Regions from separate parts of the Homo sapiens genome. Here region 1 is linked to region 2. A link is an interaction called in ENCODE POLR2A ChIA-PET data of the cell type or tissue named here. Cell type or tissue: HepG2. All regions are shown on one strand. Links, peaks and the distances in the headings refer to the core of each region. The heading gives the core; the rest is flanking DNA.

Region 1 (17,051 bases), core at 442-8,441, 82 kb after region 2:
ACAAACACTGTATGCTAGCTAGTAAATTTGTTTTTGACAAGGGTATAAGTTAGGAATTCTGAGACCATTTTACATGTACACAGAGTTTGAACAGATAGGTAAATATGCTATAGACAATGATAGCAAGATTTCTCTCTGCTTAAGAAAGAAGTCACAACTGACCGGGCGTAGTGGCTCACGCCTGTGATCCCAGCACTCTGGGAGGCCAAGGTGGGTGGATCACCTGAGGTCAGGAGTTCGAGATCAGCCTGGCCAACATGATGAAACCCCGCCTCTACTAAAAATACAAAAATTAGCCAGGCATGGTGGCATGTGCCTGTAATCCCAGCTACTCAGGAAGCTGAGGCAGTAGAATCACTTGAAACCGGGAGGCAGAGGTTGCAGTGAACCAAGATCATGCCACTGCACTCCAGCCTGGACGACAGTGAGAATCTATATGAAAAAAAGAAAAAGAAAGAAGAAAGAAAAGAAAGGAAGGGAAGGAAGGGAAGGAAGGGAAGGAAGGGAAGGAAGGGAAGGAAGGGAAGGAAGTCATAACTAAGCAATGAGGGAGTGCTAGAATAAGTTCTGTGGGGCAGGAGGTGCAGCTTCATTTCCATCTCCTTGAGTGAGAACTGGACTTAGTGACTCACTTCTGATGGACAGAATATGAAGACAGCTGTTTTTACAGTGGAGCAGACACCATCTTAACTCAGAGGTCTGGCTGACATCACCATGAATAAGACATATCAATATCATGTACGCCCTGCAATGACGTGATGATAGGGCAATCACCTCTGTGGTGTTCTTCCCCAAAATCCACACCCTCATTTGAAAAAACACCAGAAAAAAACAAGTTGAGGGACATGGTACAAAATGCCTGACTTGTACGCTTCAAAAATGTCAAGGTCATGAAACACAGGAAGGAGAATAGAGAAACTGTCAACAGTTAGGGGGAGACCTGGGAGATATGGTGAGTAAACGTAACGTGGGATTCCGGCTTGGATCCTGGAACAACGACAACAACAACAACAACGACATTAATGGGAAAACTGAGGAAATCTGAATAAAGACTGTACTTCTGTTATAGTATTTTACCAATGTTAATTTCTCAGTAAGTGTATCATAGTTATGTAAAATCTTAACATAGAGGAAGCTGGGTAAAGGATATACGGGAATTTTTTGTACTGCCTTGGCAACGCTTCTGTAAATCTAAAATTATTTCAAACTAAAAAGTAAAAACAGGCCAGGTGCGGTGGCTTACACCTGTAGACCCAGCACTTTGGGAGGCCAAGGCAGGAGGATCACTTGAGGCCAGGAGTTCGAGACCAGCCTGGCCAATATGGCAAAACCCTCTCTCTACTAAAAATACAAAAATTAGCTGGGCATGGTGGTGGGTATCTGTAATACGAGCTACTGGGGAGGCTGAGGCACAAGAATCGCTTGAACCCAGGAGGTGGAGGTTGCAGTGAGCCAACATTGTGCCACTGCACTCCAGCCTAGGCGACAGAGCAAGACTCTGTCTCAAAAAAAAAAAAAAAAAGTATAAAAATATAAAATACTTAGGGATAAATTTAACAAAATATGTGAAGACCTCTACATGAAACTTATAAAATATTACTGATTGCTTGGTGCTTTATTATGCTGAAAAAAGAAATAAAATTTTAAATAAATAAATGTTGCTGAAAGAAATTAAGGAAGACATAACTAAATGCAGAGCTATGCCACATTCATGGATCAAAAAAACTAAACATTGCTGAGATATCAATTCTCCCCACATTGTCCTATAGATTTAATTCAATCCCAGTAAAGAAAAAAAAAAATGCCAGCAAGCTTTTTTTGAAGAAATTAACAAGCTGATTTTGAAATTTATATGGAAACACAAAGGATCCAGACTAGTACAGGAATTTTGAAAAGAAGAACAGAATTGGAGGACTTGTACTACTTGATCTCAAGATTTACAAGCCTATAATAATCAAGTCAATGTAGCATTGACATAAAGGCATACATCAGTGGAAAAATAGAAAGCCCAAGAATAGACCCACACATGTGGTCAATTGATTTTCAACTAAGGTGTAAGAGACAAGTCAATAGGGAAAGAACAGTCTTTTCAATAAATAGCACTCAAACAATTGAATAAGCAAGTGTAAAAAAAAAAAAAAAGAACCATAACCTTTATCTGACAACATATTTTTAAAAATTAATTCGAAACAGATCACAAGGCTGGGTGCCGTGGCTCACACCTGTAATCCTAGCACTTTGGGAGGCCAAAGCAGGTGGATTACTTGATCCCAGGAGTTCAAGACCAGCCTGGGCAATATGGCAAAACCTTGCCTCTACAAAAAAAAAATACAAAAATTAGCTAGGCATGGTGCGAATGCCTATAGTCCCAGCTACTCGGGAGGCTGAGGTGGGAGGATCACTTGAGCCTGGGAGATGGAGGCTGTAGTGAGCTGTGATCATTCCACTGCACTCCAGCCTGAGTAACAAAACAAGACCCTGTCTCAAAAAGAAAGAAACAGATCATAGCCCCAAATGTTAAATATAAAACTATAAAACTTTTAGAAGAAAATATAGGAGATAGAATTTGGGAACTTAGGCAAAGATTTCCTAGATACGACATGAAATGCACAACTCATAAAAGAAAACAATTGATAACTTATACTTCCTCAAAATTCAAAACTTTCGCTCTTCAAAAGACACCATTAAGGCTGGGTGCAGTGGCTCACGCCTGTTATCCCAGCACTTTGGGAGGCCAAGACAGGCGGATCACCTGAAGTCAGGAGTTCGAGACCAGCCTGGCCTGCATGGCGAAACCCCGTCTCTAATAAAAATACAAAAATTAGCTGGTCGTGGTGGGGTGCTCCTGTAATTCCAGCTGCTTGGGAGGCTGAGGCAGGAGAATTGCTTGAACCTGGGAGGCGGAGGTTGCAGTGAGCCGAGATCGCGCCACTGCACTCCAGCCTGGGTGACACAGCAAGACTCCCTCTCAAAGCAAAAAAAAAAAAAAAAAAAAAAAAAAACACAAGGAATTATTACTACATATTTATTACATATACATATTTATTAGAATGGCTAAAATTTTAAAAACTGATCAGACTAGGTGTTGTTCAGGGTGAAGGAACTGGAACTCTGAAACCTCGCTGCTGGAAATGTGAAATGGTACAGCTAATTTGGAAAACAGTTTGATCCTTTCTCTCTCTCTCTCTGTCTCTCTCTCTCTCCTCTCTTTCTTTTCCTTTATTTTTTTTTTGACAAGGCCTTGCTCAGTTGCCCAGGCTGGAGTGCAGTGCTGCAATCATAGCTCACTGCAACCTCAAACTCCTGCGTTCAATCAATCCTCCCACCTCAGCCTCCCGAGTAGCTGGGACTACAGGTGTGCACTGCAATATCTAGTTAATATTTTTACTTTTAATAGAGATGGAGTCTTGCTATGTTGTCCAGGCTGGCCTTGAACTTCTGGATCCAAGTAATCCTCTCACCTCAGCCTCTCAAAGTGCTGGGATTACAGGCATAAGCCACCACGCCCAGACTTGATCATTTCTTTAAAAGTTAAATATACATACCTCATGACCCAGACATTCCACTCATGGCTATTTATCTACAAGAAATGAAAGCATATGTCCACACAACTTGTACATGAATGTTCATAGGAGCTTTATTTGTAATAGCCCAAATCTGGAAACAACCCAAATGTCTATCAACAGGTGAAGGGATAAACAAATTATGGTCTAGCCATACAATGACATATTCTTCTGTAATAAAAAGGATAAACTACAGATACACACAACAACATGGATAAATCTCAAAACAATTATGCTGAGTGACAGAAGCCAGACCACACACAAAAACGAGTACCTTCTGTATGATTCCATTTAGATAAAATTCTAGAAAATACAGATTAATCTACAGTGACTGCACGTGGTTGCCTAGGGAGAGGGTGGGGTGAAGGGAGGGATGACAAAGGGGCAAGAGGAAAGTTTGGGGACGGTAGATGTACTTGTTTACTTGATTGTGGTGATAGAGTTTCATGTGTGATGCATACATGTGTCAAAACTCATCCAAGTGCACCTTTTCAATATGTGCAGTTTATTGTATGTCAACTGTACCTAAGAGAAGCTGTCAAAAACGTAATTTTAAAAAAGGAAAACCAAACCCAACCAGGAAACTGTGTACTTCTCACCACTGCCACTGTGGCCTGCCAGGCCACCCCCAGCTCCCTGGCCCCCGCCATTGCCTCTCCTCTGAAATACCTCAGGGGCCTCCTTCCTGGCCTCCCAGCTTCTGCTTTGACCCCCTCAGGCCATTCTCAACAGAGTAGACAGCAATCCTGTGAACACAGAGATCAGGGCACATCTCTGCTCTGCTGAAACCCTCGCAGCCCCACTGCCCTTGGAGTACGAGCCCATGTCGCCACAGGGACCATCTGGTGGTCCCTCGAATCTCTTCCTCTCTGTCCCCCTCGCTCATTCTGTCCCAGCTGCACTGGCCTCCTGGCTGTCCTCAGAACGCTCCGGCCACGCTCCCACCTGGAGCCTCTGCACGGTTGTTCCTTCTGTCTGGAATGTTCTTCCCCAGATACCCAAATGTCCAACTGCCTGTGCAACTTCAGGTCTTCATGCATATGCCACCTTCTCAGAGGGGCCTGCCCCTCCATCACTGTCCCCTCTACTCCTGACACCCCTTTCCCTGCTCCACTTGCCCACATATCATACTATGTAAAATTAATGCACTGCTTTTTTTCTTTTCTTTCTTTTTTTTTTTTTTTGAGACAGCATCTCACTCTGTCACCCAGGCTGGAGTGCAGTGGTGCAATCTCGGCTCACTGCAACCTCTGCCTCCTGGGTTCAAGCGATTCTCCCACCTCAACCTCCCTAGTAGCTGGGATTACAGGCGCAAGCCTGGCTAATTTTTTGTAGAAGAGACGGGATCTCGCCATGTGGCCAGCCTGGTCTCGAACTCCTGACCTCAGGTGACCCACCCGCCTCGGCCTCCCAAAGTGCTGGGAGTACAGGCCTGAGCCACCGCGCCTGGCTTTTTTAATGTTTTGTTGTTGTTGTTGTTTGTTGGTTTTTTTTTTTGAGACAGAGTCTCTCTCTGTCACCTAGGCTGGAGTGCAGTGGCATGATCTCGGCTCACTGCAACCTCCACCTCCCAGGTTCAAGCGATTCTCCTGCCTCCGCCTCCCTAGTAGCTGGGATTATAGGCGTGCACCACCACGCCCAGCTAATTTTTTGTAGTAGAGACCGGGTCTTACCATGTTGACCAGCCTGGTCTTGAACTCTTGACCTCAGATGATCCGCCCACCTGGGGCTCTCAAAGTGGTGGGATTACAGGCATGAGCCACAGCGCCTGCCTTTTTTAATGTTTAATTTTTTGTTTTGTTTTGAGACAGACTCTCTCTGTCACCCAGTTTGGAGTGCAGTGGTGCAATCTCTGCTCACTGCAACCTCTGCCTCCTGGGTTCAAGTGATTCTCCTGCCTCAGTCTCCTGAGTAGCTGGGATTAGAGGCAGGTGCCACCACGCCCGGCTAACTTTTGTATTTTTAGTAGAGACGGGATTTCACCATGTTGGCCAGGCTGGTCTCAAACTCCTGACCTCAGGTGATCCACCTGCCTCAGCCTCCCAAAGTGCTAGGATTATAGGCGTGAGCCACCACACCCAGCGAGTTTATTGTAAAGCAACAGAGGAGCTAAAGGGGGCCTGCCGTGGCAGAGCTCTGAAGGCAAGTGGGCTGCACACAGACCACAGCGTCTATACTCACTCGCGCAGGCCTCAGTCCTGCTGCCCCATCACAGGGAGCCCAGCAACGCTGTAATTCCCCATTCTTCAGGACAGAAATCTACCATGACCACAACTAGTGTGAGTTCCCCTCTCCCTCCCTCAGGCATTTGTTAATTCAGCAAGTCTTTGCGGAAGGCCTGCTGCTGCTGATGGGCCCAGGCAAGGCCCTGGGGGACTCGGGAAGAACTGGAGGCCCGCGGTGCCCTCTCTGTCACCTGCCAGCCACCAGAAGCCCTGGGAGGCATGGCTTTCCATCTCATTTTGCAGACGTGAAAGCGGGTCTTGGAGGCATGGGGGCGGCCCCGCTCTGTCCACCGCCAGCTCCTCCAGTGTCCTTCCACCTCCCAGGCTCCCAGCATTCCTTTTTCCAGGTCAACCTTAGCCACATCCCTCACATGTCTGGAACCTTGCCCCCTGACATGGGTCTCTGCTGCTAAGTCCCCCTTCTGTCTGCCAGCCACCCTACTGCTGCCTGCCTGGGCCACCTCATGCCCTGTGAGCCCCTCAGGGTCTGCCCTATGGCTGAGCCCACTCTCCCTCTGCCTTCTTGAAAGGTTCCCACCACCCTGGGCAGTCCTGGGTGGCTGCTATCAGGAGACCTAGTGAAGAAGGGGCTGGGGGCCTGCCGGAGACATGGTCTCTCTCATCCAGATTTTCACGGCACTCTGGGAGGGCCCTTCCCTCAGGCTTTCAGGGTGCCAGATGTCCAGTTGGGGGTCTAGGTTCATGTTCCCACTCTGCAGCTCACCACAGGCAACCTTAGCCACATCTGTCTCCCTCCAGGCCTCTCAGCTCAATTCCCTGTAAAATGGAGTACCCATACCAGTAAATTTCAAGTTCCTTTCAGATGTGTGCGCCTGTGGCTTCCAGAAGCTCTACAAGAAGACAGATGCAGGGTGCACTCTGGAAACTTGGACTGTGATCACAAGTCAGCCCACTGTCCTCTCCCAAGCTCCTTCTAATCCAGACCTCTGTTGGGTGAGGCAGGAGGACCCCAGGATCCCCACCATGCAGATGTGGAAGCTGGAGCTCGGAGACGACAGGCTCCCCAGGACAATGGCATAAACAGAGGTGACAGAGCTGGGGCCATGGTTGCTGACCCAAGTTCTGTTCCCTGTCCTTCCCCCGTTGCTGCCTCCCCAAGCCAGGCCCTTCCTGGGGGGTCTGTGGGAGCAATGGACCAGGTAGGATGGAAAAGCTGCTCCTTGCTCCCCTTGCCCGCTCCTCCCCAGAGCCACATTGAAATTTCCCTTCTGGAATGACCCTTGGGGACTAGTGCGAGCAGGTATCAGCTCCAAGAGTAAGGGATGAACCTGCCTCGTCTCCTCTGTCTTCCCAACATGTGCCTCGGCGCCTGGCCTGGCACACAGTATGTGCCTGCTAAATATTTGCTGAGTGAGCGGCTGGAGGGTGGCCCTTGCTATGGGCTGGGTGGCTGTGGTCAGCTCCTAATGATCACTCTGACTCCAGAAATAATCCCAGGTCCCTGGGGTGTGTGCATAGCCACCCACATGCCTGCTCACTGCCTCGCTCACTGGTTCGCTGCCCTCCATATGTCCCAAATTCCATCTAGACCAGCGTTTTTGCAGCTCAATGGAGTGAAGAGCAAACCATTTTTTTTTTAATTTTTTTAGAGATGGGGTCTCACTCTCTTGCCCAGTCTCGAATGTAGTGGTACCATCATGGCTCACTGCAGCCTCTACCTCCTGGGTTCAAGCAATCCTCCCAAATAGCTAGGACAACAGGCATGGGCCACCACACTTGGCTAATATTTTTTTTCAATAGAGATGGTGTCTCACTAGGTTGCCCAGGCTGGTCTTGAACTCCTGGCCTCAAGTGGTCCTCCTGCCTCGGCCTCCCAAAATGTTGGGATTACAAGCGTGAGCCACCACATCTGGCCCAAGGTTTTTAAAAACCAATTCTTTGCAGACCAATACTTCTGTAACATACAATAAAAAACAATTACTAAAAATGATTCACAGTCTTGGAAATTGCAGCCACATCAAATTGTTACAGGAGTTTCTAGACTATACTTGTCTAAGTTCTGTACTCATCTCTGACCTTGCTGAGGATCAGTGACAAACAGCGCAAGGAGGTCCCACTCTGCAGACCTCGCTCAGAGGGTACTGCTCTGGGTCTTGTCATTTTAGGTGATTACATCGCCCCTCCATTCCTATTTTGCCTGACAATCCCTCACCCTGGCTCCTGCACACCCGATCTATCACCAACTGCCTTCCATCGTAATGTTTTGCTGGTGGGAGCTCTCCTCTCTGGCCCCCAGGCCAGTACCAGCTCTCCTGCTATCAGTCTTTCCTCCACCTGGCCAGGATGAGCTTGCTAAAGGTCTATAGGGTTCCATCACCCCTGAGCTGAAATCCTTTGTGGTTCCCCATTAGGACTCCCAACTCTTAAATCTGGCATTCGAGGTGGCTCACATGCCTGTAATCCCACCCTTTGGGAGGCTGAGGTGGGCAGATCACTTGAGGCCAGGAATTTGACATCAGCCTGACCAATATGCTGAAACCCTGACTCTACTAAAACAAAACAAAAATTGGCTGGGCATGGTGTTACACACCTGTAGTCCCAGCTACTCGGGAGGCTGGAGTGAAGGACGTTGGAAATAGGTGGTAATAACACCCCTACCACTTCCTGAGTGCTCACTGTGGGCCAGGTGCTTTCTACCTAAAAGACATGCATATCTACTCGCTGAGTTCTCATAACTGTCAGTATGGAGCAAGAGATGGCAGGCAGGCCTGATTTAACTACAATCTGCAGAATCCATACATGCCCTGCAGTTAAAAACCAATGGCTCCTGGCCTTTCTTCTTGTTTTTCTATATTTTCTAATTTGCCAGCAACAAATATGTATCACATAGTTTTGTTTTGTTTTGTTTTTTGAGACGGAGTTTCACTCTTTTTGCCCAGGCTAGAGTGCAATGGCCCAATTTCAGCTCACCGCAACCTCTACCACCCAGGTTCAAGTGATTCTCCTGCCTCAGCCTCCCAAGTAGCTGGGATTACAGGTGTGCGCCACAACACCAGGCTAATTTTGTATTTTTAGTAGAGATGGGGTTTCACCATGTTGGCCAGACTGGTGTCGAGCTCCTGGCCTCAAGTGATCTGCCCGACTTGGCCCCCCAAAGTATTAGGATTACAGGCATGAACCAATGCGGCCAGCCTATCATGTGGTTTTTGACACTGGGTTTTATTTATTTATTGTTTTCTTACAGAGGTAATCAAGTTAGCCAGTGGTTTTTAACTTCAGGGCATGTATGGATTCTTCAGATTCCAGTTAAATCAGGACTGCCTGCCATCTCTTGCTCCATTCTGGCAGTCATGAGAACTCAGCGAGTAGATATGCATGTCTTATAGGTAGAAAGCACCTGGCCCACAGTGAGCGCTCAGGAAGTGGCAAGGGTGTTATTACCACCTATTTCCAATGTCCTTCACTCCAGCCACTGCCTGACTTGTTCTCAAATCTCTCCTCTTCTTCCCTCCCTACGACCCATCCTAATACAGGTTGTCATCATTTTTCACCGGTGTTAACACTCCAGCCCCTGGCCAGGTGTGGTGGCTTATGCCATCAGGATCTCAGGGAGGTGGGAGGGTCACTTGAGGCCAGGAGTTCTAGACCAGCCTGAGCAATATAGTGAGACCCCCCCCACATCTCTACAAAAGAATAAAAATTAGCCAGACACAGAGGTGCATTCCTGTAGTCCAAGCTACTCTGGAGACTGAGGCAGGAGGATTTTTTTAGCTGAGGAGCTTGAGGCTGCAACGAGCTATGTCACGCCACTGCACTCCAGCCTGGGCAACACAGCGACACCCCATCTAAAAAACAAAACAGTATCCTAATCTCCTAGTGGGTCTCCGGCCTCCACTCTCCAGCACCTCCCTCCCTTCCCCATCAACCACGCAGCTGCCACAATGCTTTGAGAGTGAACTTGGGGAAAAAAGGCTGACTGTTCTGGGCACAGTGGCTCACGCCTGTAATCCCAGCACTTTGGGAGGCTGAGGCAGGTGAATCACCTGAGGTCAGGGGTTCGAGACCAGCCTGGCCAACATGGTGAAACCCTATCTCTAATAAAAATACAAAAATTAGCTGGGCATGGTGGCGCGCACCAGTAATCCCAGCTACTTGGGAGGCTGAGGTGTGAGAATCGCTTGAACCTGAGATGCAAAGGTTGCAGTAAGCCGGGATCATACCACTGCACTCCAGTGGTGACAAGAGTGAGACTCCGTCTCAAAAAGAAAAAAAAAAAAATAGGCTGACTGTGTCACCACCACTCTCCTCACCCTTCTTAAACTATCTCCCAGCCGGGTGCAGTGGCTCACTCCTGTAATCCCAGCACTTTGGGAGGCCGAGGTGGGCGGATCACTTGAGGTCAGGCGTTCAAGACCAGCCTGGCCAACTTGGTGAAACCCCATCCTTACTGAAAATACCTAAGTTAGCCAGGTGTGGCGACACGCACCTGTAATTCCAGCTACTCAGGAGGCTGAGGCGGGAGAATCGCTCGAACCCGGGAGGCGGAGGTTGTGGTGAGCCGAGATCACGCCACTGCACTCCAGCCTGGGCAACAGAGCAAGACTCTGTCTCGCTCATGGTTCCTGACTGTCCTTAGGATAAAGTCCAAGCCTGGTACATAAGCCTCTACCAAACTTTCTAGAGTTACCCTAACCCCTCCCCTGTTCTCCACATCCTAATTCCAAAGTATCTTGCATGCCAAGTATCTCGCCTTTCTCCCTAATTTTCCATGTGCTTTCCCTTCTCTGAACCTTTGCTCACACATCTCCCTTTACGTCAAGACTCAAAAGTTGGCCGGGCGCGGTGGGTCACGCCTGTAATCCTAGCACTTTGAGAGGCCGAGGCAAGCAGATCACGAGGTCAGGAGATCGAGACCATTCTGGCTAACACGGTGAAACCCCGTCTCTACTAAAAATATAAAAACTTAGCTGGGCCTGGTGGCAGGTGCCTGTAATCCCAGCTACTCGGGAGGCTGAGGCAGGAGAATGGCGTGAACCCAGGAGGCGGAGCTTGCAGTGAGCTGAGATGGCGCCACTGCACTCCAGCCTGGGCGATAGAGCAAGACTCCGTCTCAAAAAAAAAAGACTCAAAAGTCACCATCAGGCCATTTTCCCCTCTATTCAATCCCTTCTCTCTCTGTAAGGTTGCACCCAAACATCACCTCCACCGGGAAGCCCTTCTCCGTTGCCCCCAGACACAGCTGACTTTGCTGAGCAACCCCAGCCCCATGGCCCCAGCCAACATGGTGAAACCCAGTCTCTACTAGAAATACAAAAATTAGCCGGGCATGGTGGCAGGTGCCTGTAATCCCAGCTACTCAGGAGGCTGAGGTGGGAGAATTGCTTGAGCCTGGGAGGCGGAGGTTGCAGTGCCCTGGACACTTTATAAGACTCTTGTGGGTCCCACTGACCCCACATTGCATCAAGCATGTTGAAATGTACCCACGTCACATGCTACATAGAACTGGTTGGCTATAAACAAGTTTTAAAGAGTCTTTTTTATTTTTCATTTAAAATTTTGAATAATTTCTCTGTTGCTATTTTTGTATACTTTGGAGCTGGAGTTTTCTTCTTTAGTTCTTAAGCACTTTTGTGGCCCAATAAAAAGTCTAGAAGTGATATGCTTTGTCCAAGTTTGGGGAAAAAAATAAATTAAAAAAAAAAAAAAGGCCAGGTGTGCTGGCTCGCGCATGTAATCCTAGCACTTTGAGAGGCTGAGGTGGATGGATCACCCGAGGTCAGGAGTTTGGGACCAGCCTGACCAACATGGTGAAACCTGGTCTCTACTAAAAATACAAAAATTTGTATTTTCGTATTTTTACAAAATACAGGCATGGTGGCAGGTGCCTGTAATCCCAGCTACTCAGGAGGCGGAAGTGGGAGAATTGCTTGAGCCCAGGAGGCAGAGGTTGCAGTGAGCCAAGATCATGCCACTGCACTCCAGTCTGGGCACCAGAGTGAGACTCCATCCAAAAAAAACCACTTGGCCAGGCAAGGTGGCTCACACTTGTAATCCCAGCACTTGGAAAGGCCTAAGCGGGCAGATCACTTGAGGTCAGGAGATGGAGACCAGCCTGGCCAACATGGTGAAACCCCATCTCTACTAAAAATACAAAAATTAGTCAGGCATAGTGGTACATGCCTGTAATCCCAGCTACTCAGGAGGCTGAGGCAGGAGAATCGCTTGAACCTGGGAGGCAGAGGTTGCAGTGAGCCGACATTATACCATAGCACTCCAGCCTGGGCAACAGAATGAGACTCCATCCAAAAAACAAACAAAGCAACTCTATAGTCCAGGAGCCTCCAATGTCAGGCATTCACTGTCTCCATCCCAGTGCTCATCGCTCTCTGTGTCCCCAAAATGAATAAATTCGTAAATTCCCCTAAAAATCTATCTTTAATCTCTCTGAATCTAATATGATGCAACTCACATTATTTCTGTATCTGTCAACTGTGTCTCTATAAGATACTTCTGTAATTTTTATCTGTTCTCTCTAAAGATCTCTGTTCACAACACACTGGGTGTCCAGCAGGCACGGTCGAGAGCCTGCCATGGCCCATGTGTTACCGTTCTTGAGCCTTGCAACAACTCATGAATAAATTCTATTATCCCTGTTTTACAGATTAGGAAACTGAGGCTGAGAGAGGGGAACTAGCTTGCAAGTAAGAGGCCACAGGGCAAAGAAGGGCTCTCAGGAGTGTTGACTCTAGTCCTTCTCTAACCTCTCTCAACCCCTCCTCTCAGTGGTGCTGCACCCATGCCAGCCGCCACTCCTTACTTGCTCCTTTTCCTACCCTCTGCTTCCAGGCAAGACGCAGATGTCATCTCCGTTCATACCCTTCATCTTGCCTCAACATCATCACCCCATTCCATCCCATAAACACTTCCTGAGTTCCTACTATGTGCCAAGCGCTGTGCTGAGAACTGGAATGAAAATAATGAATGCCAAGGTCACCAGGCTATGAGCTCCGAGGGCAGGGACAGAGCCCACAGCAGAGTTGGTGGGTCCTCATCAGCCCCTGTGAAGTGCCTGTGGTCTCCATATGTTCCCAAAGGAAGCTGGTTTCACTTTGAGCATGTTGGAGAATGTTATTTCAAACACCTTACACCTCCAAAGCCAGGCAGGGAGCCCTGGGCTGCCCCTCCTCAATGGTGTTGGCTTATTCCTCTGGGTGGGGCCTGTGTCCAGCAGCCCCTGGGCTGGTGACACCAACCACCCTAGTGCCCTGCACAGACTGCAGAGGAACACAGGGTCAGCACCATCTCGAGGGGCCCAAAGCCACCCTCCTGATAACCCCCCATATTTGGAAAGCACTTTAGTTTGCAAAAGGCTCCACCTTCTTTCTCCGTGTGTCCTCTCCCCACCCCAGCTATAAGTAAGGAATTTTCCCAGCCCACTTGGCCCCTAGCATCCAAGTTTGGGCAAGAACCCAGGAGTCCAGACTCCTAGCCCAATGTAGAAGAGCCTGCCAACTCTGTTTACTCCACAGTGCCCCAGAAAGGCCCTCTCTTTTCTAGACCTCAGCTCCCTGTCAGTACAATAAGAAGGTCCGGCTGGACAACCGCTAAGCTCCCTTCAGGCTTTAGCATGCCAGAGTCTACCGTGGGGGCGCAGGTGGCCAACTCCCAGGGGAGGAACCGAGGCCAGTGGCTGCACACACTGTGCCTGCACCATGCCGTCAGGGGAGGCATCATGTTCCGGCAGGACCAGCAGGATGAGTCACCAGATATGGAAATGACGCTGGCACACAGGAGGTCTGGGGGCCAATAAGCTCACCCTCGCCAAAACCACAGCTGAGGAGGAACAGTGCTGGGATCCCTGCGATTCGCCTAGCGGGCACAGGCTGCCAGGTGCAGATCCAGGCAGTCAAATGGTGTGCACAGTGTGCCTTCCAGCCCAAGGGTAGTGGAGGCTGCCCAGCCCTCCAATAACAATAATCATCACAATAAAAATAACAACACACAGTGGTTGGCTATTGTGTCGGGCACTTGACACCTGTTACCTTCTCTTACCTCTGAACCTGCCAGTTATGACATGACCCATTTTCAAGAGGAAACCCCGGGGCTCAGAGAGACAAAGGAGCTCTGCCCAGGTCACAGGGCCAAGGAGTGGGGCACCCTGCTCTGACTGCCCCAAAGCCCTCATCCTCCGCACCCCACTGCCTCTGCGTCCCACAGAGTCTAGGCTCATTTCGGCTCGGTGGCCAGCCTGAGGCCCTGGGGAGGGGAAGGGGTGTCAGGACGCCCAGGTGCAGATGACCTGGGAGGATTCTGACTCAGCCCCACAACTGGAGCAGGAGAGCACCACACCCTCCTAGGCCTCCTGGAGCCTCGCCAAGGCCTTCCTTAGGGTATGACATTCGGATGTCAGGAGACCTGCTGGTCCTCAGTGACCACAGGCCAGGCTGAGGCTGCCACAGGGGCCTGAGCTGACGAGGAAGGCTGAGCCCCCTGTGATGGCCGACAAGCTCCAGCATCCCCACACGCAGGCGGCCAAAGGTGCCTGCAGCCACCCGGTAGAAATGTGTCTGAACTGGGCCTGGAGCCAGGCAAGTGGGGCTCCTGGATCCTGGGACAGAGGGTACAACTCAGGACCCCAGGCTGGCACTCCACAGCACCATCCCCAGGGCATTTCCCACAAGGAGCACCTGGATCTCTCAGCAAAGATGGGGGCAGACTGGGAGAGCCCAGGAACTCAGGGCCAGCTGCCCAGCAGGCCCACCTCGGGGTAGAGGGTACGGCCGTCTGGGAATGAGGGAAGACAGAAGGGGGAGGCCCTGGGTGAGGGAATGACAGGAGGGGGTCTTCATCTTGTGTAGGGACGGGGGCGCATCTGTGGTGAAAAGCAGGACCCATCTTGGGGCGGCGGGTCCTCCTACCAGGGCGGGCTCCTGTACCAGCCAGACCCTAATGCCCTGCCTTTGACATCTCCGTCTCAGCCCCCACCACACCTCTCCTCTCCTCTCCTCTCCTCTCCTCTCCCTCTCTCTCTCCCTCTCACATTCCTCTGGGAGTCGATCAGTGCTTGAGTGACACCCCAGATGACTCTTTGCTATTAATTCCCACACACAGAATGGGCCCCTTGTTCTCTTCTCTCGGAGGAATGGCCGTGGCCAAAGCCATCCCAAGAGTCCCTGACTTAACCCTTCTCCTGGCCGGTCCTCTGCACATCCCACGCCCAGGGCCACAGGGCCAGCAGTAGGGAGGGTGCAGAGAGGGAGTCTGGAAGGAACAGGGGCTCCTTCCAGCCCACAGCCCCTGGAATAAAGTCCCCAGGGTGGGACAGCAGGACCACCCCAACCTGCCCAGGGAGCCTGACAGCAACTCCTCACCTGAGGTTCTCACCAGGCCCTGGAAGTCAGAAGGCCTGTCCAGATGTAAGTGTGAGGCCCAGGGTCCACAGCCTCCCCAGGGCCAGCCTGATGTCTCTGGACCCCAGGGAGGCCCCTTCAAGGGGCAGGTGGAAGGCTCAGACCCTCGGCCCGGCCCTGGCCTTGAGGGAGTTAACACGGACTGGAGGCAGGACACCACCTGTCAGGGCAGGTCTCTGAGGAGAGATGAGGCGGCCATGGCCTCTTTTGATCACAGGATAAATTGCTCCGTTGAGTAAAAGCCCAACATCCCCTCATTCCCTGCCCCTGCCCCACCCCCAATCGACCAGAGGCGGGAAGGAAAGGCTTAGACAATGAGAGAGAGGGAAGAGCTTGTGAGGAGAAACTGAGGCCCCGGGAGGGGAAGAACATACCCCTCCACTCCCACTTCCCACCCTCTCCCTGCCTCTTCCCCAATTCCACAAGCCGTCTTGGCTCTCTGGGCGCTGGAAAGCTCTCACCGGAAGGGGACACAAACACCTGCTCTTCCATCAATCTGGGCAACCCTGGCTCTCGCGCCAGGAGATGGTACAAATCCTGCGGTCCATGACTCTGTGAGGGTCGTGTCCTAGGGAGGCTCGGACGCATCCTTACCTCCTGCCTGTCCCCCCTCGACAGACGGTGAGCTGTGGGCTCACAGGAGGTGAGGTCCCTGGGACAGCCAGAGAAAGGGCCCCGGGGCAGTCTCAGGGAAGCTGGAAATGGGAAGAGGGAGATGCGGAGCTGGGCACAGGCACGAGGGAGGGGCAGGGTGACCCAGGGCATGCAGGGGACAGAGCCGGGTGTCCTGGGGAAGGTAGGCTGGAGCCAGGTGGGGAAGACTGCAGGTTGCCACAAGCCTTGGCTTCTCTAACTTGTCAGCTCTCCCCATCTCTGTCATTTTCCCAGGGTCCTCCCCACATTTACAGAGGCAGGGCAGATGAGAGGTGGCACAGGACAGAGACAGAGAAATTCATGGAGGGAGGGACAGAGAGAACGCATCAGGGAGAGAAAAACAGGGAGAGACAGAGACAGGGCTGGAGAGAGACAGGGAGCCAGGGCAGGAGGGCCAGGACAAGAAGGACACCAAGAGGCAGGAGCGACCAACTGTGGGATGTGGGGTCAAAATTAAAAAGCTTCCCAGAGAGAGGAGGCTGGGGACAGAAAGAGGAGAAGGAGGGAGCAATGGACAGAGAAAGAAACAAGGTGGAGGCCGAAGTGGAAAAGAAGGGAGAAAGGTCAGGGGGAAGAGGCCTTCAGAGGAGGGGATGGAGGGGAGACTCCGGCTGGGAAGCTCAGGGCCCTCCCAGGCCCCTCTGTGTTTGTTCCTGGCAGGTCCACAGCACACACCCTCCCCAGGCAGCACCCTGCTCCCTACGGCCTGCCACCTGTGTCCCAGCTGGCCTGCCACCTGTGTCCCAGCTGGCACCCCAGAGGATGCAGCCAGCCACTGCAGCCCTTGCCTTCCCGAGTAGGACACAGGAGTGGGGTGGCCTGCCCTAGGGGTGGGAGTTTCAAGGCTGGGGAGAGGCCCTTAGACCATCTATGGCAGTAGTGCCTCCACCAGGTGCGTCGTAATCGCAGCGGAGATTTAAACATACAGATGTCCCACCCAAATCTACCACTCAGAATGGGGCCTGGGAATTAGTCTTTTAAAACTCCCCAAGGGCTTGTGTTCTTTGGCCCCAGGTTTGGACCACATTGGCAGATGAGGAGAATGACAGTGGCCAGAGAGGGGCTGTGCCCCACCCAAGGTCACACAGCAATTACTGACAGAGCCCAGCCTTTCAGTGAGGCCTCCCAGGTCCCACCCAGGGCTCTTCCTCCTGTTGAGTGACACTGCAGCTAGGTCTGCACAGGGCTGGGCACACAGGAAGGGTGTAAGTGGGCAGTGCCCTCTCCCTCTCGCTCCA
Region 2 (8,000 bases), core at 1-8,000:
GCCTCCCAAAGTGCTGGCATTACAGGCATGAGCCACCACGCCCGGTCCTGGCTTGGGGTTCTTATCCCTCCCACGCCTCCCACGCCTCCCACGCCCTCCCCGAGTCTCTGGATCTGAACCCACGGGCCCAGGGATACATGACTGGATCCAAAGACCCAGATTTCGGCTCAGGCTCTCATCTGCCCACTGTCACCGCCTCACCCGGCCCCAGGCTCAGCCTTCTCGTCCCCTGCTATCCCACAAAAGGTCTGCCAGGGAGAAACAACTTCCTTTTTTGAAAAACAGTTTTATTGAGATATAATTCACATACGATTCACCCATTTACAGTGTACACTTTCTGGTTTGTAGTATATTCACAGAGTCATGCATCCATCACCACTATCAAGCTTAAAATATTTTCAATACCCTCCACCACAGTAACCCAGTACCTCGGCCAGGCGCGGTGGCTCACACCTGTAATCCCAGCACTGTGGGAGGCCGAGGCGGGTGGATCACCTGAGGACAGGAGTTCGAGGCCACCCTGGCCAACATGGTGAAAACCCGTCTCTACTAAAAATACAAAAGTTAGCCAAGCGTGGTTGTACATGCCTGTAATCCCAGCTACACAGGAGGCTGAGACAGGAGAACTGCTTGAACCCAGGAGGTGGAGGTTGCAGTGAGCCAAGATTGCACCACTGCACTCCGGCCTGGACAAGAGCGAAATTCCGTCTCAAAAAAAAAATACAAACCGGTACCCCTTAGCTGTCATTCCCAATCCTCCCACTCCCCCAGCCCCAGGCCACCAGGAATCTACTTTCTGTCTCAATACATTTGCCCATTCTGGACATTTCATATAAACAGAATCATACAATGTGTGTGCTCTTTTGCGACTGGCTTCCTTTTCACTGCTGGATAATATTCCATTGCTTGGATACACCACATTGTATTTACTCGTTTACTCGATGTATTTACTCAGATGTTAGCTGATGGACGCCTGGTTGTTTCCACTCTTTGGCTGTCATGACCACTGCTGCGCTGAGCATCCATGTACGAGTCTTCATGTGGACATATGTTTTCATCTCTCTTGGGTATATAAGAGTAGAATTGTGGGGCCATATGGTAACTCTATGTTTAACTGTTTGTGGAACTTCCAGACCGTTTTCCGGAGTGTTTCCGTGTCCATCAGCAGTTTATGAGGGTTCCAGTTGTTTCACGTCCTCGCTACTATTTGTTACTGTCTTTTTGATAATAGCCATCCTAGCAGGTGTGAAGCGATATCTGATTGCAATATTGATTTCCGGTTCCCAGATGGCTAGTGATGTTAAACATGTTTTCCTGTGCTTCTTAGCTATTTATAGATCTTCTTTGGAAGGAAACTCTTTTTCACCTGTGTTAAACTCCTTTTTGCCTGTAAATAGTTAACCATCAACATTAAGAGAAGAGCTGACCCCCTCCTTGACTGCCTCCTCGTGGGTGAGGGTCCCTCAGGAGGGAGCTGTGGGTTGAACAGGCAGATTTTCCCCTATGCATGGTGTGTTAGTCCGTTGTGCATTGCTATAAAGGAATACCTGAGGCTGGGTAATTTATTTTAAAAGATGTTTATTTGGCTCTCAGTTCTGCAGGCTGTACAAGAAGTGCATTGCCCGCATCTGCTCCTGGCGAAGCCTCTAGAAGCTTACAATCATGGCAGAAGGCAAAGGGGAAGTTCATATCACATGGCCAGAGAGGGAGCCGGTGGGGTGCCACACTCTTTCTTTTTTCTTTTTATTTTAAGATGGAGTTCTGCTCTTGTTGCTCAGGCTGGAGTGCAGTGGCATGATCTCAGCTCACTGCAACCTCCACCTCCTGGGTTCAAGCGATTCTCCTGCCTCAGCCTCCTGAGTAGCTGGGATTACAGGCATGCACCACCATGCCCGTTAATTTTTGTATTTTTAGTAGAGACGGGGTTTCACCATGTTGGCCAGGCTGGTCTTGAACTCCTGACCTCAGGTGATCCACCCACCCACCTCGGCCTCCCAAAGTGCTGGAATTAAGGTGTGAGCCACCGCGCCCGGCCACTGCAATCTTTTAAACAAGGAGATCTTGCATGAACTCATACCACTCATTACCGTGGGGTACAGCACCAAGCCATTTATGAGGGAGCTGCCCCCATCACCTCCCACTAGATCCCACCTCCAACACTGGGGGGTCAGATTTCAAGATGAAATTTAGAGAGGACAAATATCCAAACCATATCACATAGGGAGCAAGTAACATGTTGTCTGACCCAGCTGGACTTTAAAACATCCAAGATCTAACTCCTAAGATAGCTAAGCATATATATTTACTTCTTGTTCTATTTATAAGTAGAAGGCACATTTGGGGTGGGCGTGGTGGCTCATGTCTGTAATCCCAGCACTTTGGGAGGTCGAGGTGGGTGGATCACCTGAGATCAGGAGTTCAAGACCAGCCTGGCCAACATGGTGAAACCCCGTCTCTACTAAAAATACAAAAATTAGTCAGGAATGGTGGCGGATGACTGTAATCACAGCTACTCGGGAGGCTGAGGCACGAGGATGGCTTGAACCCGGGAGGCAGAGGTTGCAGTGAGCCGAGATTGCGCCACTGCACTCCAGCCTGGGCAACAGAGCAAGGCTCGCTCTCTCTCTCAAAAAAAGAAGGCAGCCTTAGAATAAGATTTAAAGAACTCTAGGTGCCCGGGCACGGTAAATTGTCTTTCTTATTCATCTTCGCTAATTAGTCTTTGCTTAGTCCAAGTCTAGTCAGTAACGTGCCTTCCCACCTCATCCTTAGCTTCTCTCGTTTACTGCAGCTGTGCAAATGTATCTCCAGGATAAATTCCTAGAAGTGGAATTGGTAAGCCCAAGAATATAGTCATTGGTTGCACCAGTTTACACTTCCATCAGTGATGTATGAGTTTCTGTGCTTCTGCACCCCTTGACAACAGTGTATGAGCAAACTTTCTGATCTTGGCTAATTAGAAAGGTAAAAATGGTATCTCGGTGTGGCTTTACCTCATACTTGTCTTAAACGCGAGCTTGACATCTTTTCATGTTTCAAAGCCATTGGATTTTCTGTGCTGTGACATGCCAGTATCTTTTCATCCACTTATTAATTTGTAGGAGCTCTTGATATGTTACTGAAACCAGCTTTTTCTTGGTGATGAGTTGCAAATACAATAGCCAGTTTGCCATTATCATTTGCCTGTGTTATGATTGGTTTTGCTATACAAAAACATTATTTTTATTTAGTAAAATGTATCGGTCTTTTCAAGTTTATGGGTTTGGTGTCATACTTAGAATGGCTGTTTCACTTCGTAAATATATTTTTAAAATTTTTCCCATGGCCTCTCTGATGGTTTTGAAACCGTATGCAGTGTTTCTTCTCACCCACCATTTATTTTAATTTTTGTGGTACATAGTAGGTGTATATATTTATGGGGTACATGAGGTGTTTTGATACAGGCATGCAATGTGTAATCATGACATGCTGGAGAATGGGTATCCATCCCCTCAAGCATTTATCCTTCGTGTTACAAACAATCCAATGATACTTTTAAATCCCTTTTAAAATACGACATGTGACTGGGTGCAGTGGCTCACACCTGTAATCCCAGCACTTTGTGAGGCTAAGGCGGGTGGATCACGAGTTGAGGACTTTGAGACCAGCCTGGCCTATATGGTGAAACCCTGTCTCTACTAAAAATACAAAAATTAGCCAGGAGTGGTGGCGCACGCCTGTAGTCCCAGTTACTTGGGAAGCTGAGGCAGAATAATCACTTGAAGCCGGGAGGCGGAGGTTGCAGTGAGCCAAGATCGTGCCACTGCACTCCAGCCTGGGCAACAGAGCGAGACTCTGTCTCAACAACAACAACAAGAAAGATATGCAGAACCTAATGCTCTCACTTTGCTTATGTCTCTGAAACTTCTGCACAAAGGCCTTCGGGTTTTATCTTTGTGCTATTCTGCTAATTAGTTACTGCAGGGAAACAGAGGGGCTGTCCACTTAGTGACCAGCTAGACTAGTTGCTCCAGTGATGGGAGGCACCAAGCCTTCCCGTTATTGCTGCCTGAGTTTGACGTGAGGTTTTTAGTCATGGGGCCAGGTTCAAGGCAGAAATCATTGAAAGTGTAGTCGTAGGGGGCATCTTCAAGGACAGACCAACACAGACCCCTTCAACGCTTACTGAATGTGACACCTTGAGCCAGTCACTTAACTTCTCTGACCCTCAGTATCTTCTTTTATAAACTGGAGATAATAATTGCACCTACCACCCAGGGCTATTGCGAGAATCAAGTAAGATAATGCAGATAAAGCGTTTAAAGCAGGGCCTGGTATGGAGTCACTGCTCGACAAAGGGAGCTTTTCTTAAGGTGACCGTCTTGAGCTAGGCCTTGAGGGACAGGGATGTTTGAAAAGAGGGAGCGATCTTTATGGCTGGAGAATGCAGCATTCTGATTGTACCTGGGATTTTATTATGACTGAGTGACAACACAGAAAGGTCAGTGCCATTGAAAGAAGTTTTAGGCCAGGCTCGGTGGCTCACGCCTGTAATCCCAGCACTTTGGGAGTCCGAGGGCAGGCAGATCACCTGAGGTCAGGAGTTTGAGACCAGCCTGGCCAACATGGTGAAACCCCGTCTCTACTAAAAATACAAAAATTAGCTGGGCATGGTGGCAGGCGCCTGTAATCCCAGCTACTCGGGAGGCTGAGGAAGGAGAATGGCATGAACCCGGGAGGCGGAGCTTGCAGTGAGCCGAGATCGCGCCATTGCACTCCAGCCTGGGCGACAGAGCCAGACTCCGTCTAAAAAAAAAAAAAAAAAAAAAAAAAAAAAATGCATTTTCCATAGTGTTACTGGGTAAGTAAGTAATGGGACTGGGTTCTTTGGTCGTAGTTTCTATCTAAGCGCCATTCCTGAGCCTATCGCTGCAGGAAGGAGGATGGGGTGATTGAGTGGCCAGGCCTGGGTGCCACCCCTACCCCTGAAGCTGGGCGGTGAGGACAGCCCCGCTCAAAGCACACACATTGACGCGGGAAGCGGGGGGTCAGAGGAAGCTCTTCGTGGAAAATGGAGGTGCCTTTGCCAAAAGTAGAGGGTGCGGGTTGGACGGTGAGCTGGCTTCTGGCTCCTTCCAGCTAGAAAATCCGGTCGTCCCGAGCTGGTAGGGCCTGAGCTCTCAGGTCGAGGGTGTCATTTTGGGTCCCCAGGATTCAGGGAGCCGCCCGGACCTGGCTGACCCCCGTGTCCCCGCCCGGCCAGGCCCGGGGGATGCTCCAGAACCGCGTGCTGCTGTGGAAGGAGCAGTCTGAGGCCAGCCGCAGCCCGTCGCGCGCCCACTCCCCCGGCCTGCTGGGCCCCGCGCTGGGGCCGCCCTACCCCTCGGGCCGCCTGACGCCCACCTGCCTGGACATGGTGAGGCCCTGGGCGCCCCCGCCGCCGTTCGCGCCCCCGCCGCCCCCCGCGGGGGCCCGGGGCCTCAGGCCCCCAGCCTGGAGCCTCCTGCCCCCCAGGCTCCCGCTCTACGCTGCATCCCCCGGCCTGCCCTTCCGCCCCGGCGCGTTCTCCGCGCCCCCGTGGTGGCCCGGTCTCCGCCCCCAGAACCCCTACGCCGACGCCTGGGACTGGGGGTGGGGGCTGGACTAGGGCGCGGCCCCGCCCCCCCCCCCCCCCGCCCCACCCTCCCCTGCCCATCTCCCCCGCAGCCCCCGAGGCCCCTGGGAGAGTTCAGCTCCCCCCGCAGCCGGCACGGCTCCGGCTCCTACGGCACCGAGCCCGACGCGAGGCCCGCGTCCCAGCTAGAGCCAGACCGTCGCTCCCTGCCCCGCACGCCGTCGGCCTGTGAGTGCCCCCGCCCCGGGGCGGCAGGAGGGCCGGGAGAGGCGCGGGGGTGGGGCTGCAGCAGGAGGGATCGAGGGCAGACGCCAGGAAGAACTTCCTGCCCACGTGCCGCCGCGCTCTCCCGCCCACAGCCTCGCTCTACAGCGGCAGCGCCCAAAGCTCGCGCTCCAACTCCTTTGGCGAGCGCCCGGGCGGCGGCGGGGGCGCCAGGAGAGTCCGCGCCCTGGTCTCCCACTCGGAGGGCGCCAACCACACGCTGCTGCGCTTCTCCGCTGGGGACGTGGTGGAGGTGTTGGTGCCCGAGGCCCAGAACGGCTGGCTCTACGGCAAGCTGGAGGGCTCGTCCGCGTGAGTGGGAGCCTTGGAGGGGCCGGGGGTGGGTTGAGAAGAAGGCCCTGGGGGCCGGGAACCCGGGGACCTGCCGGACTGAGGTTTCCCTGGCCTCCCCCGGGGGCCTCGGACAATGCTCCTCTCCTCCCGACCCCCGCACCCTGCCTCAGTTTCCTCATTCATTCAGTGGGAGTAGGAAGAGCCGCCTTACCAAGTTCAGGATGACGGTCCTTGAGAGCGGGCAGAGGATGGGGGATGGGCAGGTTCTTCCAAAAGTGTGGAAATGGCAGAAATCCTATTGCTTGAGCACCTACTGTGTGCCTGCCTCTGGGAGGAGGCTGCTTCCCCTCTGCAGAGTCAGCCCTGGAACTCTGATGCAGGGGGCTGGGCTGGGAGTAGGGGCTTAAATGTGCTCACCTCTTTGCGGTCAGGCTCCGTGGAAATCCTGAAAGCACTTAAACTGGGCTGTTTTGACACTTGACGTGGAGGAGGATTTGGGGAGTTTCATACAGTGAGGTTGCCAGAAAGTGCGGAGGACAGCAGGGCTGGCAGCTAGCAGAGGGAATGGACAGGCACCACTGTCCTGCAGGGGAAAACGGGGCAGATGGGGCTGGCTGGAGCCAGGCAGTGCCCCCTCGGGGCTTCATGGGCAGGGTAGTGTACGGTGCCCACTCCTGCTGCAGGAGAGAAGCAGCGCAGGATGAATGCGTGCATGGGCAGAGCGGGTGGTGGCTGCCCACACCAGCCCACGGATGGATGAGTGGTCCTGTGCTTAATGGATGGTGGACAGGCGAATGGGTGGACCAGGGGATGTGCGTCTGGGTAGGTGGAGGTCTGTGTGTGCAAGTGGATGGCCTTAAATGGCGGGGGGGGGGTCACTGACTGGGTGGTTAGGGACATGGGAGGATGCGCAGATGTGGTGGACAGACACTGATGGGTGATTGGAGAGGTGTGAGTGGTGAGGGGGTGCTGGATGGATTCGTGGCTACACGGGGGATGGAGTATAGACAGGTGAGTGGGGGATAGGTGATGTATGGAGGGACTCATAGTTAGGCGCGAAGGTCCATAGCTGGGCGGGTGACCACAGGGACAGGAACGGAAGGGGGTCAGTGGGGAGAGAGATGACTGAGAACGCCAACGATAGGGACACCTGCTGCTGGAGTGGCTGCTTCACAGACCCACAGCAGAGGACGGTGTGCTGCAGATGCCTTGGGGACCTGAGGATAGAACCTTCTAGATGGAGGCTGTCACACCCTCCTGGGATGTTCTGGGACCATCGTTCCATCCTTGACTCACATAGCCTGTTAGGGAAAAGGATAGCGTGTGTTATTATCAGTAGGCACTTGCAGGTGAAAACAGAAGTAAACATACGGAATTGATTGTAGTCTGTCAATTCGAGGTGAAGTAGCTTCCAGTGACCCTGAGGGGAGGATGTCTTCTTTTGGTCATTGTCCCCAGGCCTGGCTTCTTTTGGTCATTGTCCTCTGCCTCTACCCCACAGGAGCGGTTGGTTCCCCGAGGCGTACGTGAAGGCTCTGGAGGAGGGGCCCGTGAATCCCATGACCCCCGTGACCCCCATGACCTCCATGACCTCCATGTCCCCCATGACACCCATGAACCCCGGGAACGAGCTGCCTTCCAGGTACCTGAGTCATCAGGGGTGGGGCGGGGGTGAGGACGCCGGCAAGGGTGTCACTGCCCAGCGGAGAGGATCTGCAAGGTGCAGGCTTGTTTTTTTGTTTTTTTGTTTTGTTTTGTTTTTTTTTTTTTGAGACAGAGTCTCACCCTGTCACCCAGGCTGGAGTGCAGTGGCGCCATCTTGGCTCACTGCAACCTCTGCCTCCTGCAT

Evidence for each region. Peaks named below come from ENCODE experiments on the same cell type or tissue, not always from the same donor. Only the 100,000 strongest peaks of a DNase experiment are listed, where the experiment ranks them.
Region 1: POLR2A ChIA-PET joins it to region 2 with 7 read pairs; 2 of 35 experiments call an interaction of 5 or more read pairs at or near these places.

Annotation. Positions count from the first base shown.
Region 1 is chr22:37,996,554-38,013,604 of GRCh38, reverse strand. It overlaps a transcript of POLR2F not described here. Among named protein-coding and RNA genes, the nearest start is that of MIR4534, 16 kb to the right of the region's middle. RefSeq lists a silencer at 14,729-15,023 and enhancers at 14,413-15,267, 16,418-16,979. In HepG2, for the core only: no CTCF peak of the experiment used is centred there; DNase peaks (open chromatin) are centred at 864 and 5,294; H3K4me3 peaks cover 589 bases.
Region 2 is chr22:38,086,917-38,094,916 of GRCh38, reverse strand. It overlaps BAIAP2L2 (BAR/IMD domain containing adaptor protein 2 like 2), which reads left to right. Exons shown (of 14, transcript NM_025045.6): 8 at 5,243-5,395; 9 at 5,686-5,821; 10 at 5,953-6,169; 11 at 7,653-7,793. Among named protein-coding and RNA genes, the nearest start is that of SLC16A8, 6.7 kb to the right of the region's middle. In HepG2, for the core only: no CTCF peak of the experiment used is centred there; no DNase peak of the experiment used is centred there.